Regions from separate parts of the Mus musculus genome. Here regions 1 and 3 are each linked to region 2. Evidence: chromatin loops called from intact Hi-C (ENCODE). Cell type or tissue: left cerebral cortex. All regions are shown on one strand. Each heading gives the region's core, and the rest is flanking DNA. Links, peaks and the distances in the headings are about the cores only.

What was found. Peaks named below come from ENCODE experiments on the same cell type or tissue, not always from the same donor. Only the 100,000 strongest peaks of a DNase experiment are listed, where the experiment ranks them.
Region 1: a loop joins it to region 2, with 2.6 times the contacts of the local background. A loop is called at or near these places in 3 of 42 quality-filtered maps.
Region 3: it touches region 2 in a loop (5-fold over the local background); 3 of 42 quality-filtered maps call a loop at or near these places.

Annotation. Positions count from the first base shown.
Region 1 is chr8:95,483,103-95,493,208 of GRCm38, reverse strand. Csnk2a2 (casein kinase 2, alpha prime polypeptide) reads left to right here and starts at 4,389. Exons shown (of 12, transcript NM_009974.3): 1 at 4,389-4,865; 2 at 5,533-5,644. The coding sequence starts at 4,762. In left cerebral cortex, for the core only: a CTCF peak has its summit at 4,276 (motif pointing right); a DNase peak (open chromatin) is centred at 4,310; H3K4me3 peaks cover 1,714 bases; H3K27ac peaks cover 1,347 bases.
Region 2 is chr8:95,594,703-95,604,808 of GRCm38, reverse strand. It overlaps the pseudogene Gm31518. Among named protein-coding and RNA genes, the nearest start is that of Prss54, 24 kb to the right of the region's middle. In left cerebral cortex, for the core only: CTCF peaks have their summits at 1,555 (motif pointing right), 2,469 (motif pointing left) and 4,738; DNase peaks (open chromatin) are centred at 2,393, 3,327 and 4,739.
Region 3 is chr8:95,709,841-95,719,946 of GRCm38, reverse strand. It overlaps Ndrg4 (N-myc downstream regulated gene 4), which reads right to left. Exons shown (of 17, transcript NM_001372423.1): 12 at 9,993-10,044; 13 at 9,236-9,283; 14 at 8,978-9,013; 15 at 8,803-8,854; 16 at 7,584-7,622; 17 at 4,991-6,769. The coding sequence ends at 6,615. Setd6 (SET domain containing 6) reads right to left here and starts at 4,034. Exons shown (of 7, transcript NM_001035123.4): 1 at 3,677-4,034; 2 at 3,453-3,594; 3 at 3,146-3,340; 4 at 2,906-3,026; 5 at 1,846-2,026; 6 at 1,612-1,754; 7 at 940-1,471. The coding sequence starts at 4,010. The coding sequence ends at 1,166. It overlaps Cnot1 (CCR4-NOT transcription complex, subunit 1), which reads left to right. Exons shown (of 49, transcript NM_001372353.1): 49 at 1-1,016. In left cerebral cortex, for the core only: a CTCF peak has its summit at 6,127 (motif pointing left); DNase peaks (open chromatin) are centred at 5,474, 6,210, 6,842, 8,700 and 7 more places; H3K4me3 peaks cover 2,035 bases; H3K27ac peaks cover 1,659 bases.

The DNA.
Region 1 (10,106 bases), core at 1,082-9,081, 110 kb after region 2:
AGCCTCGAGACTATGGAGAATTACAGGTAGGGAGCTCACATCCAACTCTTTTTTTTTTTTTTTTTCGAGACAGGGTTTCTCTGTGTAGCCCTGGCTGTCCTGGAACTCACTCTGTAGACCAAGCTGGCCTCAAACTCAGAAATCCACCTGCCTCTGTCTCCCAAGTGCTGGGATTAAAGGTGTGCATCACCATTGGCTATCATATCCAACTCTTAAGGGAGGTTTGGGTTTTTGTTTTGTTTTCTTTTCTTTTTTCTTTGCTTTTGTTTTTGTTTTAAGAAGAAACAATGTGAGGTAAAAAAAAAAAAAGACCTGTGAAACCTCTCAAATGTTTTGAAAATAGACCTTATCAAGACAGTAAATGGGGGCTCTAGATTTGAACCCCAACCCCAGGAAAAAACTTGTCAGAAAATGTTCTAAGATCTTCATAATGATTTTTATTTTGTTCGGTAAATTGGAGTCTAGAAGAGATGTCGGCGAGGAAGCACTGGATGATCTGATTCGAGGCATCTCCTTGCATCCTCTTTTCTATAATTTTGATCACATTCACTTGTATATGGCACACACAGTGAAGAAAAATCAGTACTGGGCTCTCCCTGCCCTTCCACCTACTTATGCAGAACTACCTGCTCGGTCTTTCACAAACCCAAGCCAGATTCCTTCAGCTGGACTGCCAGGGTACCACCTCATGTTAACCGTAGCCAGGCTGGCCATATAAAGAAAAGAAAAGAAAAGGGGGGGGGGGGGACTAAAGAAAAGCAGTGGGACCTTGCCAATACTGTGGGACACCCATCATCCTACTTTGCAACAAGCCATAAAAAAAACGCCTTCCACTTGGCTGTGGGAGGGCTGGCTATAGGTTTCAGGGCTGAGCCAATAGAGTATCAGCCAAATCCGGAGTATGTTGCGCCAGAGCCATGTGTGGGAGAATCCCCAAGCAGCCACAGGTGTGGGATCAGGTTATGAGACATGGGTGTGGGCAACGTGGTGAAGGATGAGAGGCAAGAACAGGGAGTGTGGGTGGGGCCAGAGGTGGGCCAGGGTGGAGGAGGCAAAGAATGGGGCTCTGCCAGGGCTTGGACACAGTTCTCAGATCAATGGCAGTGGCTTAGAATCCTCTCCAGGCCATAGTCTCCTTTGAGAACCTGACACATGCAGAGGAAAAAGAGCATACATGCTCAAACTAGCTACAATTTCTGCACAGTGTCAGGAGCTTTCTAGAGCTAAGAAAGTCTATCTAAGATTTAGGATTGTGACTTGCTGGTCTAGACAAGTTAATAGAACATTTTGAGGGGGGAAAAAGAAAACAAAAAAAATAAAACTTGGAGCAACCTTAAGATCTTAAGGGTGTGTTAAAAAGGAGATTGAGAGGGGGTGCCGTGTTTGGAATCAAGGTCAAAGTCCATGTGTTCGCTAAATGCTTTATTTCATTCAAATTTTAAAATGTATTTTATGTGCATTGGTGTTTTGGCTACGTGCGTGTCCCCGGAACTGGCATTGACAGACAGTTGTGAGCTGCAATTCGGGTGCTAGGAATTGAACCTGGGTCCTCTGGAAGAGCAGCCATTGATCTTAACCCCTGAGCTATATCTCTTTCCAGCCCACAGTTCTTGTTTTATTGAAGGTGTTAGAGTTTGCACAAAGTTGCAAATTTGTGGGCTTTTTCTTTTATGACAAGGTCTTGCTATGAAACCCAGGTGGACTTCAAACTCATGACTCTCCTACCTTTGCGCCTCCAGGGTCCTGGCGTTACGGTGCCTGAGTCAGTACTTGCGGATATTTGGCTTATGTCATTAATTGTCAGCCAGTGGTTCCTTCTTTCCATGGATGGTCATGTCCTTGGGAACCCATGGGTTTTTGTTATTTGTTGGTTTTCTACAGAGCCACTTGAGAATACATTGTGGAGATTAAAACAGTTCATCCTTCAACACTTGAAAATTTTAAAACCAAAGGGCTTTTCTTGTTTAACCCCAATATAAAGCTCATGTGCTTCAAGTTAGCATTAAAACAGTGGTATTTTCCAGGCAGTGGTGGCGCACGCCTTTGATCCCCAGCACTTGGGAGGCAGAGGCAGGTGAATTTCTGAGTTCGGGGCCAGCCTGGTCTACAGAGTGAGTTCCAGGATGGCCAGGGCTACACAGAGAAACCCTGTCTGGGAAAAACAAAAACATTGGTAATATATAATATACACCCCATATTAAAATTACCCCAGAGATAAGTGTATTCCTCTCTCTCTCTCTCTCTCTCTCTCTCACACACACACACACACACACACACACATACACACACAGTTCCTGCTTTTGCTTTTTTGTTGTCTTTTGTTTTTGAAATAGAGTCTACATAACCCACACTGGCCTGAAGCACATTACAGAATCTAGGCTATGCTGCTGCCTTAGCCTCCCAACTGCTAGGCTAACAGTCATGGACTACCCCACCTGGCCTGACCCATTTATTTATTTTGGATATTCTTTGCTGCTTTTGAATGATAAGGGCAGTAGAAATAGTGTGTCTGTCTCTCTAGGCTTCTGAATGGTTTGTTTTATTTTTTATTTTGGACAGGTCTCACTCCATAGTCCAGATAGACAGGCATCAAACTCATGCTGATCTGCCTGTCTTAACCTCCCAAGTACCAGGGTTACCAAAATGCACTACCACACCTGACTGCATCCCCCCACAAAAAAGTAAACAAACAAAACAAGATCTTACTATGTAGCTCAGGCTGGCCTTGAACCCACAGTCTACTCCTCAGGTAGGATTACAGTGTGCAGCCTCAGGGGTCGCTCTCAGTCTCCTTTACTCTAGAGCAGCACCTCAAGTTTTGTTTTGGCTGTGACACTGTTATTTTTTAGCAGTGTGAACTAGATTTTTTTGCTGAACTGTCCCTCAGTTTGGCCGTGTCTGGTTGGATGCAGGTTGAGCTTTTTTGACAGCAATGTGATGAGTGGTGTGTCCTTTCTCTGTGCGTCACACAGAAAGTCAGCTGGTCCATGCATAATATGACCTTCAGGGTCCCCTTTGTAACCAGCATGGTAACCGTGGGCCAAGAGCACTGTGTTGACTGAAGGCCTCCTGCCCGGCAGACACTGAGTGACCTGGTGGTGATCACCCAGCCCTAGTCATGCCTTCACATTGTTTTCACAGGGAGGGGACAGATGGCAAACCAGGAGAGGACTCATGCCAAGCTGTAGTTTTACGAAGGGCATGGAGGAGTCGCTGAGAGAAGTATCAACTTCAGAGAAAGTGGCCTCTAAGGTGAGATTTGAAAAAGAAAGCCAGTCATTTGTGGGGTGGCAGCGGTACCCCGTGGCCAAGCTCAGAGAGAAGAAGAAACTGAAAGACGGGCATGCGCTATTCTCAGGGAAGGAAAGGTGTAGAGTTTAACAACAGCGGGAACATGTAGTGTTTTAATATGGAGCAGTCCTTAGTCTCTGTACAGCTCTGTGAAGTCGGTGCTGGGTTGATGCTACAAAATCTGTAGCACGGAGACGTTGAGTCATTGGTTCAAATCTGCATTCCTTGCAAACTATGGAACCGGGACTTGAACCTCGATAGTTCGGTATGTGAAGAAAGAGGAAACGTGGCCTCATCTAGAAAACAGTGTGTGGGGGGGAGGGAGAGGGGGAGTTTAGAGTCAGAGCAACCTGGGCTGGAAGAAGAGATCCTTGTTGTTAAAGAATATGAACAGGAAAACAAGATAGCCGGGGACCCCAGGACATCAATGAGAGAGAAGACTGTTCAAGAAGTCCTCACTCCCCAGCTCTCCCTCCTCCCAAACAAACAAACAAACAAAATGGATATTTACATTCTCAAAGTATGATCCACAAATTACAGGTTCAATACAAAGGGGGAAAAACCCAGTTAACTTTATGGGGAAACTATCTGGTGGGCTCTGGTTTAAGCAAGTGGCCCAAAGGATGGCTCAGTGGGCTCTCAGGGAGGAATCTGGATGGGGAATTGGGAGGCGAGGGTAGCTTTAGGACTAGTTTGGTTTTCCTCTTGAAGGAAGGGATCTGTGGATGGCAGGGTGGGGTCCAGAGTGGGAAGAGGAGTGAGGAAGGGGGACAGTTTGAGGGGAGGGTTCTTGGGTTTCAAAGAAAGTCAGCTCAGGGCCAATATGGGAGGTCGTGGTGGGTGGACACGAGGTGACTGGACAGTGGAACTATGCTAAGCGCGGCGGCAGTCAAAGGTAGAGACTTCTGGGGGGTGGCCTGCAGTTGGGCAGGCAGCCGGCCACATTGCTTGGAGGGTGGCGAGCTCGCTGAGGGGGCGGGCGCCGGCCATAGTCCCCCCGCACTGTAGGGGGCGCTGTGGGCCGGGGCGGGCCGGGGCTGGGCGGCGGCCGCTCCTGGCGAGTGCGGCCCCTTTTCCGGGTTTCCTCCGCCTCCTCCTCCTCCCTCTTCGCCGCCGCCGCCGCTGCCGCTGCCCCTCTCCCGACCGGTGGCTGCCGCTGCCGCCACCACCGCCTCTGGGGGGCCGCGAGCCGAGCGGAGGCCTCCGCGGAGCACGAACCCCGCCGTCCCTCCGGCAGCCGAAGGCCCCGGGCCGGCTCGGCCGGCGCCTTCCGCGCCCCCCGGCCCGAGCGTCCGTCCGTCCGCCCGCCCCCGCGGGCCCGGCCTGGCGCGGACGCCCGCCGCCGCCGCCGCGCTCCTCCTCTTGCTTGGGCAGCCCGCGGCCCGCCGCTTCCCGTGCCTGCCGCCCCGCGCCCCGCGCCGCGCCGCCGCCGCCCTCGGCGCCCCGCGGCGCCCCCCGGTCCCGCCCGCCATGCCCGGCCCGGCCGCGGGCAGTCGGGCCCGGGTCTACGCCGAGGTGAACAGCCTGAGGAGCCGCGAGTACTGGGACTACGAAGCCCACGTCCCGAGCTGGGGGTAAAGCCGCCGCCGGCCGCCCCACGCGCGAACCGCACCCGCCGGCCGCTCGGCCTCGGGGCTGGCAGGGAGGCCCGGCCCCGGCCGCACGTGTCCCCGGCCTCTCCTGTCCGCCCTGCCTCGGTCCCCGGCTCAGCCGCCGGTGGGGAGAAGCGTGGGGTCGGGGGTGGGGGCGGCCCTTCCTCCTCAGACTTTGGGCTTCCTATGGGTTGGGAAGTCCATGGCTGTCCTCTTGAGCTGTTGAAATCTCTACCTCTTTACTTTCTGAAATGAGGCTGGGTGGGAGGGTCATTTTGAAGAGGGGCAGATTGTCTAGAGCGGGCAGTGCCCCCTGGAAGGTGTGAAATGGGAGGCAGGTGCCGTGGAGCCACGGGCAGGGCACCCCAGTACCACCAGGGGGGATGCTTCCCTTAGTCCCCTTAATGGCTCCTGAGGCCTTGTAGCTGCCCATTCCTCTTCTTGTTAAGAGTCAGTTAGGTTAGGAGCTCTGCAGAGTGAAGGGAGCCAAGCTTCTGTGTGGCTCTCATTTAAGAGAATGAGTTGCTGTGTGATGGTAGGAATACTTCCGAATGCTTGATTAGTTGGAGATGGCGGATGGATGTGTGGTGGACAGAGGCTTGCTTAATCCCAAATCCTGGCATTTATGTATATCTCTTGCCTTTCACAGTAATCAAGATGATTACCAACTGGTTCGAAAACTTGGTCGGGGCAAGTATAGTGAAGTATTTGAGGCCATTAACATCACCAACAATGAGAGGGTGGTTGTAAAAATTCTCAAGGTGAGTGGCCAACGGTGGCATGTAACCTTTCCCCCCACAGGGCAAAAGAACCAGCTATCCCAGAATAAGCATCTCCTACAGGACTCCTACCATGCTTTTCCTTGTGAACTTTTGAGAAAATGTGCGGGCTGGTCTTAATTCTGAGTTTGGTAGGTCAGGAACATTTAAAGTGTGAATTCTGAACTTCTCAAACAAAGCTTGTGAGGGGGGACTGTATCTGATATGGAATAAAGAGGTATTCGCAAGAGAGGAAGGAGTTTGCATGGAGAATCTGTCAACTGTAGGGATTCTAAATCTGTACTCGTTACTCTCTGCTCCCAGTTACTCCAGAAAAAGTCCGGAAAACCCAAAACAAAACAAAACTGGAGTCTGCTCAGAGATAAGTTTAAAGCCAAAAATTCAGGACAATTCCCTCAGTTGATATTTTCATTTCATGTAGCAGTAAAGTTTCAGGTGGGCTGGATATAGCAAGCCAGCCGCTAAGAGATCTGGGGCAACAGAAGAGTACATTCTAGCCCCTGAAATAATAACTGGAACAAAACTTGTCTCTGTGGCAAGACTAGCCCTCTCGCTTTGATAATGATAGGGCTTTTGTTATCACTCAAATGAAGACATGATCTTAATGAGCATGAAGAGTCAGCCAAGTTTCTGTACAGGTGATTGAAGATTCAATAGTGCTTTGTAGGTTGTTCGAGAGGGTGGTTCGTAGGACCTGAGCGGTTCTTCATGGTTGTCAAGTCATTTAAATGCATATGCTTGTCACCTTAGGATCTGGGCAGTTTTTCATGTTGTCAGATCACTTAACATGTATGTGTGTCACTAGTGAAAGAGCACTGGAGAGTGGTAGTGTTTCACCAGATTTTCACAGTGCCCAGTGAACAAAAATGCAGGATTGAAAAGCTTGTGCCTTAGGGCAGTTCTTATTTAATTGTGTAGATTTTAGCGTTGTGTGAATCACCTTTCAAAAAAAATGGCTGCTGCTAATGCTCCTTACCATCCTGGCCTAGTGATGAAGGAGCAGAGTTGCTGCAGAGATGGGTGATGCTATTGCTGCTGCCCAAGACACTGGGGTGAGAAGGAAGGAATGATGGCAGATAGGGAGCTTGGCCCCGCTAAGTATGAGTTGTACATTGGAGGTCTGTAGTTATGGGAGGGGTGTGTTTTAAGCAGAGAAATGTTTCCTTCAGGGAACTTGCTGGAGGAAACCATGCAATTTCATTACTTACATAAACCTGTTTTGAATAGAAGTTACTTCAGACATTTTCATTTTAAGGATAAGCAAAAACAAGCATAGTTGGGAATATCCATGTTCTGTTGCTGCACATTTGGAGGATTGAATTTGCCAAGTCTAAAGCAATTTCAGGGAAATGTCTAAATGTCTGTGCAGTAGCATTTTGGGACTAAGTGCTGTTTGCTGTGGAGTGTTTGGAAGGGAACAGTGCTCAGGTGTGTGTAAGCCCCAGTGTGTTTAAGGAAACATAGGGTTAGTAGTTTCCCATGGTTCTTGTGAGGAACTTCAGAGATGAGTTGCTTGATAGTTTTTCCTCTGCTCTAAAGATCCAATGCATATATTTACCACATCCAGTACGGAAGCGGCTTTAAATTATTTTTACAGATAGCAGACCTAGGCACAAAGAAATGTACCTGACATCATTGTTCTGTTGAAATGGACCTTCACCAGAGCTCTTCCTTCCTACTTCTTCATTCCTCTGAGTGTTCATTTCAGCCTGGGCTGTAGGATCTTAGCACTGAGCACAGGTTCAAGTTCAAGCATGAGATTTGGGAGACCCGCTCGATGCTCTAGTTCCTGACGTGTTTGGTTTTTCTCAGAGGGCAGTCTGAACCACCTCATACTCCTTTGTCAAACCACTGTGTAGGCATTTCTGTGTAGCTTTTCTTTATATTTGAAGGGTAGAGTAAGAAATCACTAATATTGTGGTTTTGCTTTTATAATGGATTGGAAGTATTTTTCAAAAAGAACAGAGGCTATACCAAAATTATGCTTATTACTCAAATAAGTTGAAGTTACGACTAATACCTACTATTGTGATATTTTCTCAGAGAAAATTAAGCCCTTAGCAGTGCCAGCTGCTCGGTTTAGGGCAGTCTGGGAAAGGTTTGCTTTTCATAGAATCTCACAGGAAAGACTAGGTGGGCACGTGGTGACTGAGACACAGGGCGCAGGCACTCAGTGACACTTCATATCAGTCTTTGTCATTTTGTCACAGTTGGGTGCGTAGTGATGGAGGGCTTTTATTTCATTTAACTTGCATGTAAGATTTCTAAGTATTTCATTTGTCAAGGTAAGTTGAGGCTATTAGAGGACTTTACAAATTTAAAAAGCTGCTAGTGAAAGGTCTGTGGGTTTTTTTGTTTTGTTTTATTTTTTTCTAAAACAGGGTTTCTCTGTATAGCCCTGGCTGTCCTGGAACTCACTCTGTAGACCAGGTTGGCCTTGAACTCAGCAATCCACCTGCCTCTGCCCCTCAGGTGCTGGGATTAAAGGCGTGCACCACCACGCCTGGCTTAAATGTAATAACTCTTAACAGTTTCTTTAATGTGTCTGTGTGAAAAAGTGAGCATGTGTGCAGGTCTGAGGTTAGACCTTAAAACTTTGTAGTGAATAGAGAAGCCATGTCTTTTATTTTTGGGGAGTGGTGTCAGAAATTGTGTTAACAAGAAAGGAAAATGATTTTTTTTAAAAAAGGGTTTATTTATGCAACAAGGTAGAAGGCTACTTCTTGTCCTGAGTTTCATCTTGACTGTAAGCTGTCAGTTCTTGAAGGTGTGCCCAGAAGTAAAATTAAAGCATTGGTGAACACGGCTTGTGTGCATTCATTCCAGCCCTTCCTGGGGTCCTTGAGAGCTTTTAGTTAAACTGCTGTTTCCTCCGTGCATGTCAAGAGCAATCCTCCAAAGTGCTTTGACCCAGTGCTGCAGCGGCTTGGAAATTCTCATGTAAGGCTGCTGTTAACAGCATTATTTTATATTATAGACAGCTTGGCTGACTGTCACTTTCCCCTCTCAAAATTCTTGACGAAGGGAATGGTGGTGTTAAAATTTGTCTTAAACATATCTTACATATTTGTAGTTCTTTTTGTTTTTTGCATTGGTAGGACTAGGGTGGCTGCTCACTGGTAGAGCACTAGCTAGCAAGCTTGAGGTCCTGGAGCTAGTCCTTACCCTTCCCCCACCTTAACACAGCAAACAGAATAAGATTGTAGGTTCTTAAAAGGAAGATTGGCATTGATTACAGCTCTTTATTAGTGATTTAGTTCTTGGCTGATGGCCTTTGTCATATCCAAATGATTGTGTCTTTCTAAGATCAAATGTTCCCTCCTCTGGGCCCTCTCTGTCTGAGGGAAGGTTATTCTTTTACCCATCATTTAAGCAAAGGTACCAAGACATCTTCATAAAGAGACATGTTAATAAAAGCTTCGCTTTTTTGTAAATTCTAGTTTTAGCAAATGTTTCATAGTAAATGAGTAGTTACTAAGAGTATTGGAGTATTGGTAATATAAATTGTTAGAAATTGTATGTAAATTGGCCGGAGTTATTTGTAACGTTGACATTATAGGGACATACGTAGAGGGTTGAGCAGAATCACAGAATGTACTTGCTTAGAATCCATTAGAAGCATATCAGACCGATTTCTGTAGGAAGGATCACAGTGAGTGCAGGCACTGTGAATTAGGAATCTGTGTGTCACAGGAAATGGGGACATTAGCTGGTTGACTTGTTGGTAATTCTGAGTTGTCATGGAAGAGAGAAGGGCACTCACTGGAAGTGAACGGGAACTGTCTGTGTTTGGAGTTACTCTTCTAAAGGGGATGGCTTGGAAGTCGGGCTTGAAGCAGACTGAACTTGAGTGAGTTCTGTCTTCGTTCCCACAGATGCATGCTTGCTGATTTGTCTGCTCTCAGGCCTTGGTGGTGATTTTATTGCGTTCAGTTTTTACTTTTTAAAATCTCTTTCTTGCTTACTTTGGAGGTCAGGGGAGACACGCGGTTCATGTGTGGAGTCAGAGGATGACTTGCAGGGCTTGTTTCTTTCCTTCCATACTGTGGTCCCAGGATTGAATGCAGGTCACTACAGCCTGGGCTTTTACCTGCTGAGACATCTTGTTGATCACGCACCAGTTTCCTTAGAACGGTGGTTCTCAGCCTTCCTAGTGCTGTGACCCTTTAATATAGTTAGTTCCTCGTGCTATTGTAACCTCCAGCCATAAAATTATTTTATTGCTACCTTATAATTTTGATACTGTTATGAAGCATAATGTAAATATATCTGTGTTTTCTGATGGGTTAGGTGACCCCTGTGAAAGGGTCATTTGACTCCCAGGTTGAGGACCACTGCTTTAGTCCTTTTGACCTATACAGTTTCTCCAAGTCTCACAGCAGTTACTCACCAGATTTTGGGCTGTATAGCTTAATCCCTTTACTACATTAGAGAGAATTGTGTG
Region 2 (10,106 bases), core at 1,506-9,505:
CAGACACCACGACCAAGGCAACTCTTATAAAGGACATTTAATTGGGGTTGCCTTACAGGTTCAGAGGTTCAGTCCATTATCATCAAGGCAGGATGCATGGCAGCATCCAGGCAGGCATGGTGCCGGAAGAACTGAGAGTTCTACATCTTGTTCCAAAGGCAAACAGGAGACGACTGGCTTCCAGGCAGCTAGGAGGAGAGGGTCGCCAAGCCTATCTCCACAGTGACACACTTCCTCCAATAAGGCTACACCTGCTCCAAAAGGCCACACCTCCTAGTCGTGCCACTCCCTGAGCCAAGCATATTAAAACCACCACACATACAATTTTTATGCTAAATATCCAAGGGCCAGCTGCTCAAAAACAGGGATCTGGGGATGCTGCAGATTATAAACATAACAAGAGCACACTTGCTGTGTACCCATCACCACTATCCATACACGCTTATTACCATTAGAAATAAATTTGAACAAAATATATAATTTTTTTAAAAAAGTTCAGACGCCCAAACAGGATGCATTTTAAAATGACTTCAAAAATTAAAAGCATTGTGTGCCAATTCCTCCCTCTTCGGAGCCTGTTCATCTCTCCATGACCACCATCCCAGAGATGGCCAAGGCCAGATAAGTCTTACCTGGAGAAATGAACAGCCATGCTTGGAAGGCTGGATGTATGGGAGTGAGAACAGTAAGCGACCCAAAAAGGAGACTGGACTCCAAAGGGATGGTGCAGAGGAACCTCAGAGGAGTTCCAGGCTGGAGAGATGGCTCTCGGTTTAAGAGCACTGGTTGCTCTTTTAGAGGATCGGAGTTCCATTCACAACACCTACGTGGAAGCTCACACATCTGCTTGTAACTCCTGTTCCAACAGCATCATACACATAAACACGCAGGTAAAGTACCAACATACATAAAAATATAAACAAACCAGCAAACATATCGAAAGAGATTTCCGGTTGGGTGGAGATGGGGTGGGGGAGGGGTGGGGCTGAAAAGGGGAGATTTGACTCTGCTATGAATCTACCTATCCAGCCTTCCATTCATGCCAAGCTGAATCAAGTAACAAATGCTGACGGAACGCCCACTCCCGACAAGGAAAAGCTTTCGGAATTCAAAAGTTGATAAGAAAGCATCCCTCTCCCTCAGAGAGTTTGCGATGTAATAAAGGAATCGGATGGGCATACAAGGAATGAGAATTCGAGGCACATTGAGAAGCAAGAAAGAATTGAAACACACAAATGCTGGCACTTGGCTGAACGTGTGAATCTTGGGTACGGAATCCAGAGAACCCAGAGATGATTTTCTTTTCCCCAAATATACACAACACAACGATCTGTTTTTAGATTGAAGTTGGAGTTTCAGATCAGTGGAGGAAAGAAGGATAGATTTTTGTTTTGTTTTGTTTGAAACAGGGTCTCACTTTATAGCCCTGGCAGACCTGGAACTCCTAAACTTCTCCTTGCCTCTGTCTCCCAAGTGTGCCAATGCCTGGGAAATGGCAGATTTTTAAAAAAATTATAAATATTTATTCATTTGCTTTATATATGAGTACATTGCTGCTCTCTTCAGACACCAGAAGAGGGCACCAGATCCCATGACAGATGTGGTTGCTGGGATTTGAACTCAGGACCTCTAGAAGAGCAGTCACTGCTCTTAACCACTGAGCCATCTCTCTAGCTCAAAATGGTGTAGCCCTGGCTGTCCAGGAACTCACTCTGTAGACCAGGTTGGCTTCAAACTCAGAAATCTGCCTGCCTCTGCCTCCTGAGTTCTGGGTTTAAAGGCGTGCACCACCACTGCCCAGCACGGCAGACTCTTAAAAATTAAATATTTTATTTTAAAAGGTCGATTTTAAAAAATACATTTATTTCTAATTTTGTATGTGGGGGAGGGGTATGTGCCCGTGAGTGCAGGTGCCCACAGCGGCCTGAAGCACGAGATCCTCCTGGAGCTGTAGTTACAGGTGACTGTGCACCACCAGAAGTGGGCACTGGGAATCCAACTTGGACCTTTTGCAAGACCATAAAGCACTCTTAGCCACTGAGCCACCTCTCTCACCTCAGATTTTAATAAATATGGAGAAATTACTGTGTTGAATTCAAAGTTTATTTTTTTATTCATTATTATTTTTTGTTTTGTTTTTTGAGACAGGGTTTCTTTGTGTGGCCTGGCTGCCCCTGTGTAGACCAGGCTAGGCTCAAACTCACTGAGATCCGCCTGCCTCCTCTGCCTCCCGAGTGCTGGGATTAAAGGTATGTGCTACCACTGCCTGGCCAATTTTATTTATTTATTTTACTTTTTAAAACAGGGACTCAGTTTGCTAGCTCAAGATAGCCCTGAATTTAAAAATCTTCCTTGGGCTGGAGAGATGGCTTAGCATTTAGGAGCACTGATGGCTCTTCCAGAGGTCCTGAGTTTAATTCTAACAACCACATGGTGGCTCACAACCATCTGTAATGGAATCTGATGCCCTCTTCTGGCATGTCTGAAGATAGCTACAGTGTACTCAAATATATAAAATAAATATATATTTTTTTTAAATTAATGGCCAAAGAGATCGAGGTACAAAATTAAAAAACAAATCTTTCTGCCTCAGCCTCTTCTTGTGTACCAGGGCTATCGTGAAATGCCACCACACCTGACTTAAATTAATTTCTCTTTTCCCCCAAAGTATATGAATACAGTAAAGAAAAATAAGAACTCCAAGAGTTTGGGAGGTTCCCTAAAGGAGGAATACCTTAATTTACTTTAGACTCAATTATATTCCAAATGCATCAAATATTTAAATATAATGAAACCATTAAAATGTTTGAGATATGCAGTAAAACGATGCTCCTTACTGATTTTGTCTTGGTGGGGACCTCCGCCAGGGCCTCATGCTTACAGCTCATCCTCGCCATCGCCATCAGCCACACCCGCAGCCACTTAAAGGAGGCTTTTCAAATATTGAAGTGCAGAAGAATTTTTTTTCTGAGCTACACAAGGAACTTTAAAGATAAAAGTTGGATAAATGTTACCAGATAATGATTAAAATATATTGCCCAAGCAAACCAAAATCAGTACCTTATGATATAAATCACAAATTAGGACAAATAACACGCCATCTTTTCTTCTTGAAAAATTGAGGTGAAAAACTGTGTTGTCACTGAACTGAGAATCCTCCCATCTTAGCTCTCGAAGTATCTGGGATTACAGATGTGTATGTACCACCAACATCAGCTTGCAGTTCAACTTCTTGTCACCGACGGTGGGCGGCGTTGCTGCCATGCCGCGGTCGCCGGTTGCCATGTGTGCGCATGCGTATGAGTGCAGGCTCAGCCATGCTACAGCATGTCTGAAGACGTCAAAGGACAACTAAGCTGGCTTTTGCGGTGTGGGATGCAGTGGCCAAAACTCCACATTAAAACCCATACCAGCTGCTCTTGGCCCCAGCCGTGCCGCCACAGGTGAGGCAGGAGTCAGTCCCTCTGCTTCTGGAAAAGGAGAGTTAACCCATCTCAGCTCTATCTATATTTCAGGCTCCCAAATGCTCCCTGGTATTTGCTTTACTAGGTAGCACAGGGCTAGAATGGAGTCACTTTGAGAAAGGTAAGAAAACAAGAGAAAGCACCCCCAAGAAGCCACGGGGTTGTCCACATGCCAGTCAGGTGGAGATTAAAGTCTTCGTGTGTGTGTGTGTGTGTGTGTGTGTGTGTGTGTGTAATCTAAGTAGTCAAATGTGTATTGTTCTCAGGAGACAGACTCATCCTCTCCAGATGTTTTCTCTTGTCTCCTCCTGCCCCACGAGTCATGGCTTTCCAATATACGCAATGACAACTGTTTTTCACCGTGCGGAAGGAAAAAATATAAATAAACTGTCACCTGTGGAAAGGGCTGTGTGCTGGCTAGTCTTCTGTCTGAAAGCTTGCCATTACAGTTGTCTGCTATGAAACTTGAACGTCTTTGAACTTCATTGAGAATACTAGCTTACAAATGTTAACTTAGGAGTACACACTTCAGTGAAGCAAAGCTTAATTAAATGCCACGTCTGCCAAGGGCTTTCTCTTCACCGACTTAATTTGTTTCTCTAGATATTTGGCATCTAATGTCTTGCTGCCTTTCTGGGACACCAGGGTGTCTAATTTTTAGAGGGTTGGTGCGTGTAGCAACAGAGAATTCTACAAAATGAAATCTTACCTTTGAGCCCAATACAAAAGCAGACGCTGGGCCTGGAAAAGGGTCCCACACAGGCTTGCTCAGTCTGCAAGAGGTTGTGAGGGAAGCCACATGCAGCAGGAAGGCCCCAGCTAGGAGAAATCATGTTCTAGGCTCTGCCGTCCAGGGATGGTCACGGCCGCACAGATGTTTTCTCCCTAGGTCAGTCTGATCTGATAATTATTTTCACAGGGGAGGCTGCCACAGCCTTACTAGAAAGGAGGCAAATGGAAACCATCTGACACCAGGGAAGAGAAGAAAAAACATTGAGAAATCAGCCAGTGAACAAAAGCTCTCCTTCTGTTTCTTTTTCACTGTTAAAAACGGGGACCAGATGCTTTGAGCATCTCTCTCTAATCTAATCTATATAATCTATCTATCTATCTATCTATCTATCTATCTATCTATCTATCTATCTATCTATCTATCTATCTATCTATCTATCTAAATAGCGGCTTCTTTGCTATGGATGAAGGTAGAAGCTAGGCTGCCCCTTGGAGAAGACTTGGAATGTTGTGGGCAACATCGCCTCCTACCGTCCAAAATGATCATTGCAGCAAACTCCAGCGCAGTCTCTAAAGCAGAGACCCCCAGTGAACTGAAGGAATGGCTAAGCTGCAGAACCGAGGACTCCGTGAAAGAGCAGGTGACAACGTGCTTCTCCCATCTTCGTTGTTTGTCCAGAGTTTTTGTAACAACTTGAGTAGGATTTGCAGCGTGAACAGGACTCTTCGCTTACAACGTTATTTACTCTTTACCGCTGACAGATGGACAGCTTCTTAATCACCGAGCTTCGCACTGGAACACCGGAGACGTGGACTGAACAGAAGCCAGATGCCCAGACTCGCACCCAACATCTGACTCCCCTGAGTCACAAATCACAGCCAAAATCTTGGGGTTCTATAATGGGTTTATTGTTTGTTTGTTTTGAGACATAGTCTCACTACATTCTCTGGCTGTCCTGGAACTCTCTATGTAGATGAGGCTGGCTCCGAACTCACTAAAATAATCTCCTCAGTGTTGGGATTAAAGGCCTGTGCCACCACACTCAGGTGAGTGCAATTTTCTTGAATCTTTGTTTTTGTTTTTTTGTTTTTTTGTTTTTTAGTTTTTTGGTTTTTTTGGTTTTTTGGTTTTGTTTTTGTGTGACCAAGTACTCCAAAGCAGACCACATCCCTCACTTGGGAGTACCATGATGTTTAGAACAACCAGGACAAACAGCCAACCAGTCAACTCTAGAATCAGCTGAATTTCTTGGGTGCTACTGTCTTTAGCTCCTGTCAGGCCCAGGAGAAGCTATGCTCTAACCCGCCCAAGGGAGTAAGACTGCAGGAGAGATTCAGCTGCCTCCAGAGCAGTTCCTTCTGAGACAGGCTATGTAGCCTAGTGCTTCAAAATGAGCTATTTTAGGGGGTTGGAAAAGCTGGAGTTTCCTCTTCTTTCCTAGTCTGTAAATCAGGAAAAATGAGGAGATGGGCTAGTCTCATGACAATATTTTATACCTCACAGAGATACCCAGATATGTCTGTTAAAATTCAACCACACGGGCTGGTGAGATGGCTCAGTGGGTAAGAGCACCCGACTGCTCTTCCGAAGGTCCGAAGTTCAAATCCCAGCAACCACATGGTGGCTCACAACCATCCGTAACGAGATCTGACGCCCTCTTCTGGAGTGTCTGAGGACAGCTACAGTGTACTTACATATAATAAATAAATAAATAAATCTTTAAAAAAAAAAAAAAAAAATTCAACCACACATTCATAGTTATAGCCAAATTGTTTCTTTTACTTTTTTTTTTTTTTTTGCTTTTAAAGATGTGTTTGGTTTTTTTCTTTTTTTCTTTTTTGTTTTTTTAGATTTTATTTATTTATTTTATATATGTGGTGAGTACATTGTAACTGTCTTCAGACACACCAGAAGAGGGCATCGGATCTCATTACAGATGGTTGTGAGCCACCATATGGTTGCTGGGAATTGAACTCAGGACCTCTGGAAGAGCAGTCAGTGCTCTTAACCTCTGAGCCATCTCTCCAGCCCCCGTGTTTGTTTGTTTATGTGAGTACACTGTCACTCTCTTCAGACACACAAGAAGAGGACATGGGATCCTATTACTGACGGTTGTGAGCCACCATGTGGTTGCTGGGAATTGAACTCAGGACCTCTGGAAGAGCGAGTCAGTGCTCTTAAGTGGCGAGCCATCTCTCCAGCCCCCAAATCATTTCTTACTCCACAGGTTTTGTTGAATTATACCTTGATTTTTGAAAATAAAATGGCCAATCTTGTTTTAGTTAAATTAGCTTATCTTGGATTGGAATTACAGTTTGTTGTGAGCCGCCATGTGGGTGCTGAGAATCGAACCTGGGTCCTCTGGAAGAGCAACCATTACTTTTAATCACCGAATCATCTCTCCGGCCCCCAAGCTTGGGGGTTAAATTTTATGATGGTAAAATGTTCACAACATAAAACAGACCATTCCAGCCACTTTAAGGTGTGTTAAGTGCATCCAGCGACCATCAGCACTATTTAGTGTATACTTGTCCATCACCCTGGACCTATCGGGGACTCTTCTCCATCTCCATGTCTGCACCCACTTATGTGGAATATCCAGGCAGATGTGCAGACAGGGTCAGGGAGGCGGCTTGCAGGAGTTGCCAGAGAGCTTGGAGTTGAGGAAAGCTTGGGAAGTAATTGCTAATAGGTATCTCTCTCTCTCTCTCTCTCTCTCTCTCTCTCTCTCTCTCTCTCTCTCTCTCTCGTTTGTAAGCTCAGCCTGGCTTTGAACTTAGGTACCCATCCTGCCTCAGCCTCCTGAGTGCTGGGAACTCAGGTGTGAACCACTACCCTCAGCTATGATCGCCTTATTTTGTAAAGTGACCTCCAAATCCATCCAAATCCATCCACTACCACATTGGCAGTGGATGGCCAGAAGTTTTTCTTTTTAAAAACTTGAAGGGTGGTCCACCGTAGGCATACCCATGGATCCACTGATGGACACTTAGAACATTCTCCACTCACCCTTAAAGATATGCCCATCCTTCCTAAAAGACATCTCAGGACATGGAATATACAGGAATTATGTTCTCCTTAGCTTCTTTTTTTCTTTCCTCCTTCAATCCTTTGTTTGTTTTATTTGGTTGGTTGGTGGGTTTTTGTTTTTTGTCTTTTGTTTTTGAAACAAGGTCTCTCACTGTGGCTCTGGATGCCAGGAACTGGATATGTAGATCTGGCTGGCCTCAAACTCACAGAGAGCCATGTCTCCTGGCCTGTTCTCTTTCATAGCTGTATTCCTTTTTTCTATCTGGTCGTAAAAGACTGCTGTAAGTGGATAAAAAAGCCGCCCGCCTCTGTTGTGTTACCATGGCCTTCTCTCTGTTACTCCCTCCAGTGCTTTAATATCTGTGCACACATAGCCAGATGGGAAGGTTGACTCTCATGCTTCACCCGAGGCCCCAAATAGGTATAAGCAACCCTGCAGATGCCAAGAGCCCCACCTCCTGAAGCTGAGGGCTAAAAATAAATGACCTCCTATATGAGACATCGTGATAGGCCGTCATGAGATGGCTTTCAAGCATAGCTCTGCTGTTACTATCTTCAAGTGGTAGTAACCCTTACATGACCTTCACAAGACAGGGCCTGTTGATAGACCCTCTTAGGAGGTGGTGGGAGGGGTCAGTCCTCAGATGTTTGAGATTCCAGCCCCTCCCTCCCTCCTGTGTTCCCCTCCCCCACACCCTGTTACTGTTCCCTAGCTATAGGTATTTCTGTCTCGGCTGTTATGTGGTCTTGGGAGGGACTTGTTACACAGAGGGAAGAAACCATCTGCAGTTTCCTGGAGACCATTACCCATGCTGGGGTGGGTCTTCTTGGTCATCCTATGAGTCATGTTCCTTAAGTACCCTGCACCCGTGGAGATGGAAGCAGGCTCAGTAAACTCCATTGGCTCAGTGAACTGCTCTTACGGAGTGTACATTTGCTCTTTGGTCTGTTTTGGGGGCCTTATCTGGGGTGGAGAGGCATTTGCTCACATCCCTCCAGGGCAAGTCATACAACAGAGAGAGAAAGCAATGGCTGATCTGAGGGTTGGGGCGTAGCTCAGACGATGAGCATGCGCTTAGCAGGCACAAAGCCCCGGGTTAGCAATACATGCAATTAAAGTGTAAAATAACTGTTAGTGGATTGTCTCTGTAAAACGATACAGTTTTGAAAAATAATGACCTGAAATAAAATTCAGAGCAGATGACTAAGAACATAAAACTATATGCTTAAGTAGAATGTTATAACATACATGTATACATAAATGAATATATGAGTAGTAAAGAACCTAGCTAGGATGGCAGGTACTTCTTTTTTGACATTTGTCTGGATTTCAGTAATTTTCTTTTTTCTTTTCTTCTTTCTCCCTTTCTTCTTTCTTTCTTTTCCGTTTTCTTTTTTTTTCTTTTTCTTTTTCAAAACATGGTTTCTCTATGTAGCAGTAGCTGTCCTGAAACCCACTCTGTAGATCAAGTTGGCTTCAAATTCAGATCTGTCTGCCTCTGCCTCTGCCTCCAGAGTGCTGGGGCTACAGGCATGTGCCATCACCATCCGCATGAAATTTCCTTTTTCTTTTCATGTGTATTCATACAGATGAATGCTTGTATCATGTGTGTAGATACAGGTGTGTGTGTGGTGTGTGTGTGTGTGTGTGTGTGTGTGTGTGTGTGTGTGTGTGTGTGTGCATGTGTGCATATGGAGGCCGGAGGACAACCTCTGGTGTCATCCTCTGGAATACAGCTCAACTCCTTTGAGATAGCTGCTCATTGGCTGGAACTCACCCATTAGGCTAGACTGAATGGGTAGCGGGCCCCAGTCCACACACCCATGGCTCCAGGCCCAGCATTTTTATGTGGGTTATGAAGATCCAGCTAAAATCCTCATCTTGCAAGGCAAGCATTTTACCCCAGCTGAGCCACCCCCCACCCTAGCCTGAATTTTAGAAAATTTCTAATTGAAAAAAGGACACATTGTGTGTGTGTGTGTGTGTGTGTGTGTGTGTGTGTATACTGGGAGATGGCTCAGTGGGTAAAAGTGCTTGCTGAAGAAGCTTGATGACCTGAATTGGATCCCCAGAGCCCAAGTAAACCGCCAAATGTGGGGCCAGAGAGATGACTTCACTGTTAAAAGCACCTGCTCCTAAATGTGAGGAGCTGAATTCCATGCCTGGGACACACTTTGTAGGAGAGAACTGCACGGTGTCCTCTAACTTCCTCGTGCATACGCCATACCCCCGCCCTGTCCCCCCACGTGCACGCGCGCGCGCGCATGCACATGAGCAAGTGTTGCTCACAAGCGCAGCAGCAGCAGCAGCAGCAGCAGCAGCAGCAGCAGCAGCAGCAGCAACAGCAGCAGCAGCAGAAACATGAGAGACCCTGCCTAACAGGGTGGAAGAACTCCAGAGGACCGACACATCATGGTGTGTGTGTGTGTGTGTGGTGTGTACAAAAGTAAAGTAATAAATTAAAAATAATATTCCAAACTCAATGCCATTATTACGCTTTACTGTCTTTGCTCTGATTTGCAAACAACACGGGAATGGAAGGCGGGTGGGGATAGCTCCCTTAGCAAAAAGGCTTAACAGCAGCTCTGACTGATTGTGTTCCCTGGAAAGGGTCAGATTTCCTCAAAGAACATGTAGCTTGCTGCTTGGTTCTCATGTATTTGTAGCTGTGCGGAGACTAATGCAGTCGTCCTGGATCTATGGTTAATCAGGGCTCAGAATGTCCGTTGCCATAGACACAGAGGATTCGGCTGATGTGACCGCGGCCGTTCGCTTCCAGGGCTGGTTAAAAGTGACTTTCTGCTGTTGTTGTTTTGCTTGTTTTGTTTTTCCAAGACAAGGTTTCTCTGTGTAGCCCTGGTTGTCCTGGAACTCTGCT
Region 3 (10,106 bases), core at 944-8,943, 120 kb before region 2:
TAGACTAGATAGACCAGGGGGTTCTGCTTGCCTCTGGAAAGGTAGTTGACCTGCTTTGGTGGTCCTAAGGGAGAACATACCCAAAGAGGAACATCTCTGGCCTGCGATTCTGCTTCACCTTGTTTAGGCTGTACAGCCTAGTTAAACAACAAAAGTCAAAAAGACTACTACAGCTGCTGCTTTTTATAAGGATCAGGATCGTAAATGTTCCGTGAACAGCTAGGCCCGTGTTATATTTTGTAGCCTTTGTAGTTTCTGGGCCTTAATCAGCTTTCATGTATGTGTGAAGACGGTAAACATTAAAGTCATGACATGCATATGAGTCCACTGTGCCTTTCTCAGTAGCAGCAGCAGCCAGTGCTGGTTGTAAACGTGGACAACCCAGCCAACTGGGAAATGTCACTTTAAAAAAAAAGATGTATTGATTTTATATATGTGAGTACACTGATGCTGTCTTCAGACGCACCAGAAGAGGGCATCAGCTCCCACTACAGATGGTTGTGAGCCACCATGTGGTTTCTGGGAATTGAACTCAGGACCTCTGGAAGAGCAGTCAGTGCTCTTTACCACTGAGCCATCTCTCCAGCCCAATAGTCACTTCTTAATGACCAGATTTTCCTGTTACTACTTGATTCTTTGGGAGTCCTGCTATTGCATAGTCCAGGCTAGCATCCCTTGCCTCACTGGGACATTACAACCATCCCCAGTAAGGACATTTTGTGTACCATTTCTGTGTCGACTGGAGGAAGCTGTTAGAGCAAGAAAATCTGTGTGGTTAAACTATATTTAAAAACTTGTGTGGGGGTTTTGTCTTGGTATGAGTATTTGGAAGAATTCCACTTCTAATTAATTTGTCCTTGAGAGGTGAGTTGTGATAAGACTGATGGTCCAGTAAGATGTCATACTTCACGGGAATGTGCTAAAGAAAGTTTGAACTTCTCAAAGTTGAACTCAGCCCATGTTTATTAAGTTCTAAAAAAATCTGATGGCATTAGTAAAAATAGCATGCTCCTAAATCTGCTGACATCAATCCAAACGTGCCGACATGTAAGTTTACTTTTTAGCTATTTTTCCTTTGATTCTAACTGCCAAATAGCAAAAGTCCCAAATTTCCCTCCTCTCCAAGCAACAGAACATGACCTTAAAAGGTTCTCAGGAAGCCTGCTTAATTTGTGAGTTCCAACACCCGATGTAAGATCATCTTCTGACCATAGCGGACCTGTAAGGCTTGTTGTTCGCGCCAGCTCAGCGTGGCATAGGCCTCCTTATTACTGAGTAAGTCCTGGTCTGTTTTTAAGTCTGTGGTGTAGGTCTGTAGGGTCAACAGAACACTGTTTCGAAGAAGCCGTTTCCATGATTCTTGGAGCTTGGGGATATCTGTGATTGCCAAACTGTCGTCTTCTGTCTCCTCCTCTCCCCATCCAGCCCGCTCTTTATAGTCTCTGAACTCCTCAGCAGGCATGCACAGTACCTACAAGAAATATGGGCCCTTTAGTTGCAATGTGCTACTGTGAGTTTCAAGACAACCATACCACTGTAGAAAGTTAGGTCCCTCCCCTTTCTTTGGTTTTATTCTAAATACCAGCAACCCATACCCTGTCAGTCCTGTACCTTCAGTGTGGTGGCTAGCTCCTCTTCAGTCAGCACCTCCTCACAACCTATCACAAAGGCTCCCTCTTCCCCTACCATCTCCTGTTTGCACAGGAAATCCCAGCGTTCACACACGAGCAGCTTTTCAGTTTCATCCTTTGTTCCTATAAAGTAATGGACGGAGAGAGCCGACATCAACCCCAGCAAGACAAGTGCAGTCAAGAGGTATACAGAACCTGGGATGGGCAGACGCACCCTGCAGTGCAGCATCTCGGACTGTCACCATCTGAATGTCAGCCGTGTCGTCTGTGTTGTTAGGATAGGGCTCAGCAAAACCATACATATGAATCAGTTGCCAGTTAGCCATTTGCCCATATGTGTTGAAGATTTCATGACCTTCAAGAATGGGCTGAGTAGCCACCATCCGGAGATAATCCTGGGTTAAAAGGATAAAGCTGGGACCACACCATAGCCCCCACCAGACCACTTCTCTCTTGGAAGAGCCTACTGAATGTGCGCTGAGGACACAGACCATTTGTCTACTGTTCAGTCCTGTATACTGAGGGGGTGAAACCAACTTTAGAGGTCAATTTAGTATATTAGGTGTATCTGCCTAGTTACCTACACAAGCTTTAAGAAAACCAAGCCTAGGCCTGGTGATAAACACTCAGTGCTCAGGAGACAAAACTCTTGAGTCTTGGGCTAGCTATATATATATATATATATATATATATACACATACACATACATACATACATACATACATACATACATACACACACATACATACACACCTGTCTCAAAAACAGAACAAGTTAATCCTCATGTCAAAATAGCAACGGAGGTAAAGAATAAGTGAAAGTCACATCTGCTTACACTGGAGAGCAAAGTTTGACATGTATAGACGAAAACTGGAAGCTATGGGCCTGGAACCTTGGATCCTGCCTCAGCCTCCTAAGATTACAGGTGTTAAGACGCTGCCAATATTTACATTACATAGACGTCTGTCTGCTCAAGTTTTCCTACAGAATCAACACTAAAGTGGGGCCTTTCTTACTATGCCTCTGGCCCATAAACATCCCACCTCCTAATAGCACTGAACTGCTGTTAATGCTCTCCACAGGGCCTGAGGTGACTTGGCAGAGCAGGCAGCTATTCTGGTGGACTTAGGGTGTGTCCACACCATCTCAGTTGATATCAAAAGTACACCGGAGAGTAGCTAGTCTCACCGCATTTTCACGATTAGTAGGAAACTGGAGCCCAGTGATTTGATTTGTAATGCACACCACCTGACCAGGGATAGGGGTCCACTCACTGCCGAGTACTCTAGATTGGCATTATGATTGGCTATGTGGTTTAGTATGTCTGCAGCAGGCACCATCAAGGGTGAGTTGGGCTCCTTTTCATCATCATCTTCCTCCAGCGGTTCTTGAAAGCTGCCGCAGAGAGAACTCAGCTAAGGCCCAGTCTCGGGTGAGGGACCTGGAGTTCACTGTTCTTTCCCACCTTCCCTCTCAAAGATGAGGGTCTGCTCCTCTAGGCTTTAATCACTGACCTATAAGCCATCACGAGGGCCACGAGCTGCTGATAGAGTTCCAGGGAGCGAACAGAGGGGCTGAAGAGATCCGAGTGAGCCTCCATGAAGGGCAGGACGATGGAATAGTATTCGCTACGGATGTTCACCAAATCCTTCTCCACGGCTTCGGGGACACCTGTACCCTTTAGGAGTCGCAACCGCTCTTCCTCCGGCCTGCAAGGACAGCCCACCCGGAGCCCTTCGCAGCCTTCTCATGCAGCAGGTGCCCAGTCCCAGAGCAAAGAAACTGCAACAGGTTCTTCCCGGCCCTTCCCTCGGCTCTCACCAAAACATGGGATGCTCCAAACGCCCCAGCTCTGGCCAGAGCGCGAAGTAAGGGCTCCAGGGTGATGCTGGGGCCTGGAGCTCGTGGAGCAGCGCCAGCAGCAGCGGCACCCACCCAGACAGGCTCTGCAGCGCGCCTCGCTCTAGGGAAGACACCAGGTGAACGTCCAAGCGCCACTCCCTTGCCAGCCTCCGAGCTGGTCCCCCTGCCCCTTCCTTACCCACCTCGCTCCAGCAGGCCGCTGATGGAACAGGTGTGGGGGGACAGAAGCGCGGACCGCGGCACTGCGAAAAGGAGCTCCCCGGCCCGCACGCTCTCCCGCGCCACCATGCCATAGCCGGCCACCGTGCCCTGCCGGCTCACCGTCACCTTAGGACTCAGCTCCAGCCCCACTCGCCTGCACCAGCGCAGGAAGCCGGCCACCGCGTCGCCCTCGGGCTCGCCGCCGCTGGACCCCGCAGGGAGCGGCAGGGGCGCGCGGGCAGCTCTCGGGGAGGGACAGGGCGCGACGAGGGGCGACCCGCCACTTACCCGCGCGCGCTTGGCGGGGGCCGCCATGCTGCGAGCAGCCGGGTCCTCACTGCGCTTCCGGGGCGGAGCTGGGCGTTTCTACTAAACCGCTCCGGTTTAGGAATCGCGCGTGCGCGTGCGCACCGGCCTCCACCCTAGTTCTGGCCGTGTCCCGGAGAGCGGCGTGCAGGGACAAAACAGTTTCTTCCTCTGTGGAGGCTGGGCTAGTATGCCGTAGTGACCGACTGATGGTTAGTGATTAACCATCATTTCACTGACTGATTGATTAGTCCGTTTACACCTGGGTTTGAAGTGGCCTTAAGGGTTTCCACATTACACACACACATACGCACGAGACAGACAGACAGACGAGAGACAGAGACAGAGAGGAGAGAGAAGAGAAAAGAGAGAGAAGAGAGAGACAGAGAGAGAAGACAGAGAGAGACAGAGAGAGACGCTGGAAGTAATATAAGGTGAATGAATGATAGCACAAACGGTAACATGGAGAATTCAGTAGTTTAGTTTCAGTACCTGGAAGGTTGAGGGGGGTTTGTGGTTTACTGGGAGTTTCTGGCAAGCCAGACAACAGAGTGACACCATGTCCCAAAACAACTAAAACCAAGCAAATAGTGTTGTGCCCTTGCTTTGAAGCGGTCTTTCTTGCTGGCTAAACTTTCTGCTCAGCTGTGAAATAGAGTTAGTATCAGGACTGGTAAAATTATATCTCAGTCAGAGTATATAGCCGCTTGGTAGAACCTTGACCATCATGTATAAACACCCTGGTTCAATCTCTTATCACCCTAAGAGGAAAAAAAAAATTAAGCAGGGTGGCCTACATAATTCTAACACCCATGACGCTGAAGTAGGATTGCTGAGTATTCAAGACCAGCCTGGGCTACAGAAAGATTGCTCAACCCTCCCCCAACCAAATGTGTCTAACAGGCACTATCCTCCAACTATCAGCGCCCTGGGGCAGCCAGGCAGCCTAAACAGTTGAGCCTTCCCTGTGATAGGAAACACGACACACGTAGACTTAATTTCTTTATTAGTTTTTCTGCACAGTTAACTTTCTATATCAAGGATTTTTGTTTTGCATTTTGTAATCTCAAAGTCTCTTTATCAGCCACCAAACAGAATACACAAAATTAGGCTCTTAACTTTGTACAGAGAGGAAAATAATGAACTCCATTAAAAGTTCATCTTGACCAAAGAGAAGACAACTACCAATGGGAAACCACATACAGGAAGGAGGACCTGATATACATACATATATATATATATATAATGTATAGGTATTTATAGATATCTTAAGAACACAGCAAAAAGATGTCCAATACTTGGAGTGCTATCTACAGTAAGGGATTAGTTCTACCACCTCTAAACAGTCACATTCAGTATTCACGGAAGCACGTGAGTGAACTGAACCGGGGATAGGAAACACTCCACTGGACTCCAGAGCAGTCTAGAAATGGCTTACAGTTACAGAAAGGGGCGGCATGTGCCACAGATAAATGGATGTGGGTGTCCTCTTGCCTCAGAACACCCATACAATACCACATACATCATCCCCACTCCCCATATACACACTTAGTGCTTTCTCTCCTCTCTGGGGATGAGAGCAGATGAAACCAATGGCCAGGCTGTGAGCGCCTACTTGGTGAGATGGCGGGCATAGTTGTGGGCTGTAGGAGGCATGGAACCTTTGTTTGAGGATGGCCCATTTCCCACCCAAGGGCCAGGCAATCTCCAGCCCCTCCAGCAAGCAGAGGTCATTGTATCTTCCCATCTGTGTCTTTCTAACAAGCTCACTTCTCAAGTATTGTCTGTGACACACTGGCCCAAGTTGACCAGGGCACTGTGACAAATACTTGGTGAAATCTGGGACAAGAGGGACCTACAGTACCTGCCAGCTTCCAAAGGGATGGGTAATCATGAAGTTCTCAGGGGCTACACACAGCATACACAGCAATCAACATTTTAACCTCTGCCAACAGGGACAAGAGACCAGGTGACCTTTGCCTCAGGGTGGGACAAGGCCCTGTGGTGGCAGGGTATGGGGGTTCCTGCCCCCATGTCAGGGTTCTCCATATTCTTCAGCCTGGCTGGCCTTACACCACCTGTCCTGCCCAGAGAGCACCAGGAAAATGGCTGTCTGTCTAGAGCGCCCTCTTGTGGCTACCATCCTCATGACTGTCACTTCTACTATTAGAATAGGTGTGCTTGATGCAAGGGTTACAGGAAAGGGACACTCTTAAGGTCCAAGGCTGCCCACTGGTCTGACTCCCACTCACATCAGAGCTTTAGCTCACTACCCACCATCTTCAAACCTCACATCTGCCAGATCCAGGGGCTGGGCTGGGCTTTCTTCAGTACTGTATCTAACTATCCTGGCCACGCCCCAGCTGGGCAGAGGGGAGGGGCCACACTGAGTGAGACAGGAGTGTGTAAGGCGAGCCCCTCACACCATCTAAGACTGTTGTGCTGTGCTGTCCCAAGGTGGATCCCCTCATTTCTTTTTAAATAAAAGAGAAGTAACCCCATTTCCTCCCCTTCACTCTCACAAAAATAAAACTAAAGGGAAGATGAGCCGGTGCAGAGATGGCAGTGGGACCTGGGGGCAGGTAAGCGGGCATCATGGGCAGGACGAGGGCTTCAGCAGGACACCTCCATGGTGTGGTTGACCTGGCCCATCCCCTCACTGCTGTCTGAGTGGGCGCAGGGCTGAGGGCGGCTGCCGTCCACGGAACTGGCGCTGGTGAGGGACGCGGTACGTGAGCGTGCGAGGCGGGTCATGCTGGCTGAGGGCACTATGGACAAGAACAGAGGGTCCTGAGGACAGGCAAGGTGGGTACCGGCCGGTGGGAAAAAAAAAACAACACAAGCAAAGCGGCCAGTGACACCCAGTCTTGCCACACGCAGAGGATTCTGGCACTGGCTATACCAGGCCAAGGCATGCAGGACCAGTCAGCAACGGTGAGCAGGCCAGGCTAATGGGCTACAGCCAGCAGGTGCCTAGGTCCCAGCAGCTACCCAGAGCTATGTATGGTCAGAGCAGGGCAGGTGCTTATAGGCACCCTGACCTGGGATAGAGAGACGCTCTGTGGCCAACTAGACCTGCATCCAAAAAGTGACAGGGGTGGGGTAGCGTGGGTGGAGGGGGGGCAGGATTGCTTCTGTGAAGGCAATCAGCCACAGACTGCCTGAATCTTGCTTCTACTACTGTAGGTAAGGCCAGTCCACCTAGAGGCTGGGCAGGGGGCAGACAATGTCTGCAAGGCAAACCTAGCACTGTTGTGTTTGCAGGCTCTGCTTCTAACTCCCAAAGCTCTGGAAGCCCCACAGCCCACGGCAACCTAGAAACAAGACGGCTGCTCTGAGACCAGCCAGTGTGTCAGGTCCCACACGGGACGGAGCCCTCAGCAGACCAGGGTCTGTGGAAGAGCAGGGATCCTCCGGGGCTTTGAGCTGAGCATAACACAAGAAGGTTCCACACCACAGCAAGACATAGTGCAGCTGCAGCACTGCAGAGGAGCGGGGCGGGTTAGGGCGGGGCAGGGAGGGGCGGGGTGTCCATGCATCAGCAGACAGGCCATGGGCTATAGGCCATAGGCCATGGACTACCTGCTCCTCCACTCAGCCTTCGGTCCTTCAAGTGTGCAACTGAGAGAGAAGACAGCCAGAGAGGGCAAGGGTGGGGGAGACACAGAACACGGTGAAGAGTGGACCAGGCCCAGGGCACCGAGATGGGCCGAGATGGGACAGACAGACCAGAGAGGGCTAGCCTGGGGAAGCCCGCTGCTGCAACCCATCCAAACAGCAGCAAGGAAGCTGTCTGGGAATTCTCACTCTCCCTCTTCTGCAGCCCAGGCTGTGTGGCTCAGGCCCACGGAGGCCACGTCCTAGGCTAGTGCCCTTACCCCTCACTCTTCCAGACTGAGGAGGCCTGCACAACCTCCCAAAGCCCCTCTGACTCCTGGGATGCCTGGCGTAGTTCCCTTGAAGCCCAAGGACAAGGACACAACCGTTTCCTGGCTTCACAGATGTCTACCAAGCTCCAAGAGCTCATGGGGCCTAGCATGGCGTTCTGGTTGGTCCTCCCTGCCTACGTGTACCTCTCTTTGCTCTACCTCTCCCTGAAAGGCTGGCAGGGTGGAAGGATATCCTAGTTGCTGTCCTGAGGAGGTGCAAGCCCCAGAGGCTAAAGTATTTAGTAGGGGGTGGGAGGGCACCAAAGTGAGGGAGAGCAGTTTGCATCCTGGGAGTTGTATGTTGGAAAGAGGGAAACCGGAGGTCCAGGAGGCATACAGGAGCCATTGGAATCGTGGGGGAGGGGGGTGGGGTGCATAGGCTGAGTCTCATCACTGTTACCTGGGGGATGTTCCAGGAAGGATGGGGACCGAAAGCTGGTTTAGTCCTTGTTCCTGGAGGAGCCTCAGGCTCCCTTCCGGATGTGCAAATACTCAGATGGTCCCCCTTCCCTTCTCTGGTCCCAGACTCCATGGGCTTGAGTGCTAACCTTCTACTGTGACAAAGGGCCTTTGAAGTGCCATAGGGTGTGGGTGACTCATCTGAAACAAGCTTCCCTAACAGGCCCCAGCCTAGGTACTGGACCCTCAAGGGCTGGAGGAGGAGTCCGTTCCCAAACAGGCCCCCCACACTGGGCTCAGAATAGTGCCTAAGGCTCCACCCAGGCAGAGAAGCTGGCTGGGCCTGGGACACACACCTTACGGGTGTTTGCAGAGGCTGGGGTCCAGGTGACAAAGAATGCACTCACCCAGACTCCTCAGTACATGGGTAATGTGTTCCTAGCCCTTGCCCGGGGTGGGGGAGGTGTACTTACTGTAGCCCATGCCTTGCAGGAAGTACTTGAAGGCCTCAGTCAGCTTCCCTGGCTGCAATCAGATGGACAGAAGAGGCTTTGACTGACTCCCTGAACTAGTGGGGAGGGTGGGGAGCCCGACCCCCCCACCCCCCACCCCCACTAATAGACACAAAAGCAGGCCCAAGAGTCTTACTTGTGTCACCTGAGGAAGACCACCAGAATCTGCCATCTGAAAGGACCAGAGCAGGGTGAGCCGAGCAGCCCCTTCCCAACACCTCAACAGACACCCGCTCCTGATGCCACCTGCTCCTGATGCCACCCGCTCCTGATGCCACCTGCTCCTGATGCCACCCGCTCCTAATGCCACCCGCTCCAACAGACCCCTCCCTGCAGCCGAGTATAGGGTGGGGAGGAGGGGGAGGGGGAGGGGGAGGGGGGGAGGGTGTCTGACCTTCAGGAAGGTCGTAGTGGTTGGGTCCAGTTTGGAGTTACACTCAACCTGGGAACAAGGAGCCAGCTGCAGCAATACCCCCACTCCACTGCTTAGGCAGGTTCTGTGCCCAGAGCAGGGAGGGAAGTACAGGCCCTAGGGCTCCCCCCCCCCCAGGCTTTTTCCTGCTAGGGCTTCCTGAGTCCCTGGAGGCCCATTGGTCTGAGGGCCCTGGAACTGTAGTCACAGCTGCAAGTAGGACAGGAGTTTAACCCAGAAAGCCAGGGTCACTCTAGCAGGATGGACCAAAAGATCCAGACAGTGGGGTCCAGGGATGCCAAGGGACAGGAGGCAACACCAGGGGCCCAGCCTGGATCAAGATGGCTAGTGTAGCCTACATCTGCTCTCACAGCCTTCCTTTTCTGAGCACCCCTGGGCTCAGAGGCCCCTACCCTGAGGTTTTCTGCTGTCGGGTCTCCAATGGGAGTGGTGACATGCACTGCCCCAAAGCGAGCGCCTGGGCGGCTCCAAGACGAGTACTGATGTCCAGGAGTTACTTATGGGTCCACTTTAGGAAGAAATGGACCTTGGGCTCTAAACTAGAAGTGCAGGGGAGAGACCACTAGGCAGCCAGGCCCTAGCCTTAGCTCCATCCACTCTGCAGACCTCTTCACCTGTATGATGGGAGCGGTCAGGCCCCAATGCTCTGGGAAAAGCATCATTCAGGGCCTGCCCCGGGCTCTAACCTCCCTCCCCTGGCCAGGACGGTCACACTCACCACCCCTTCCTCAGCAGGTGCATTATCTCCGACTACCAGCATCACTGGGCAGCTAGGAGACAGAGGATAAGGGTCATCTGGCCTGGGTTTGGGGCAAAGGCAGGGACTGGCTGG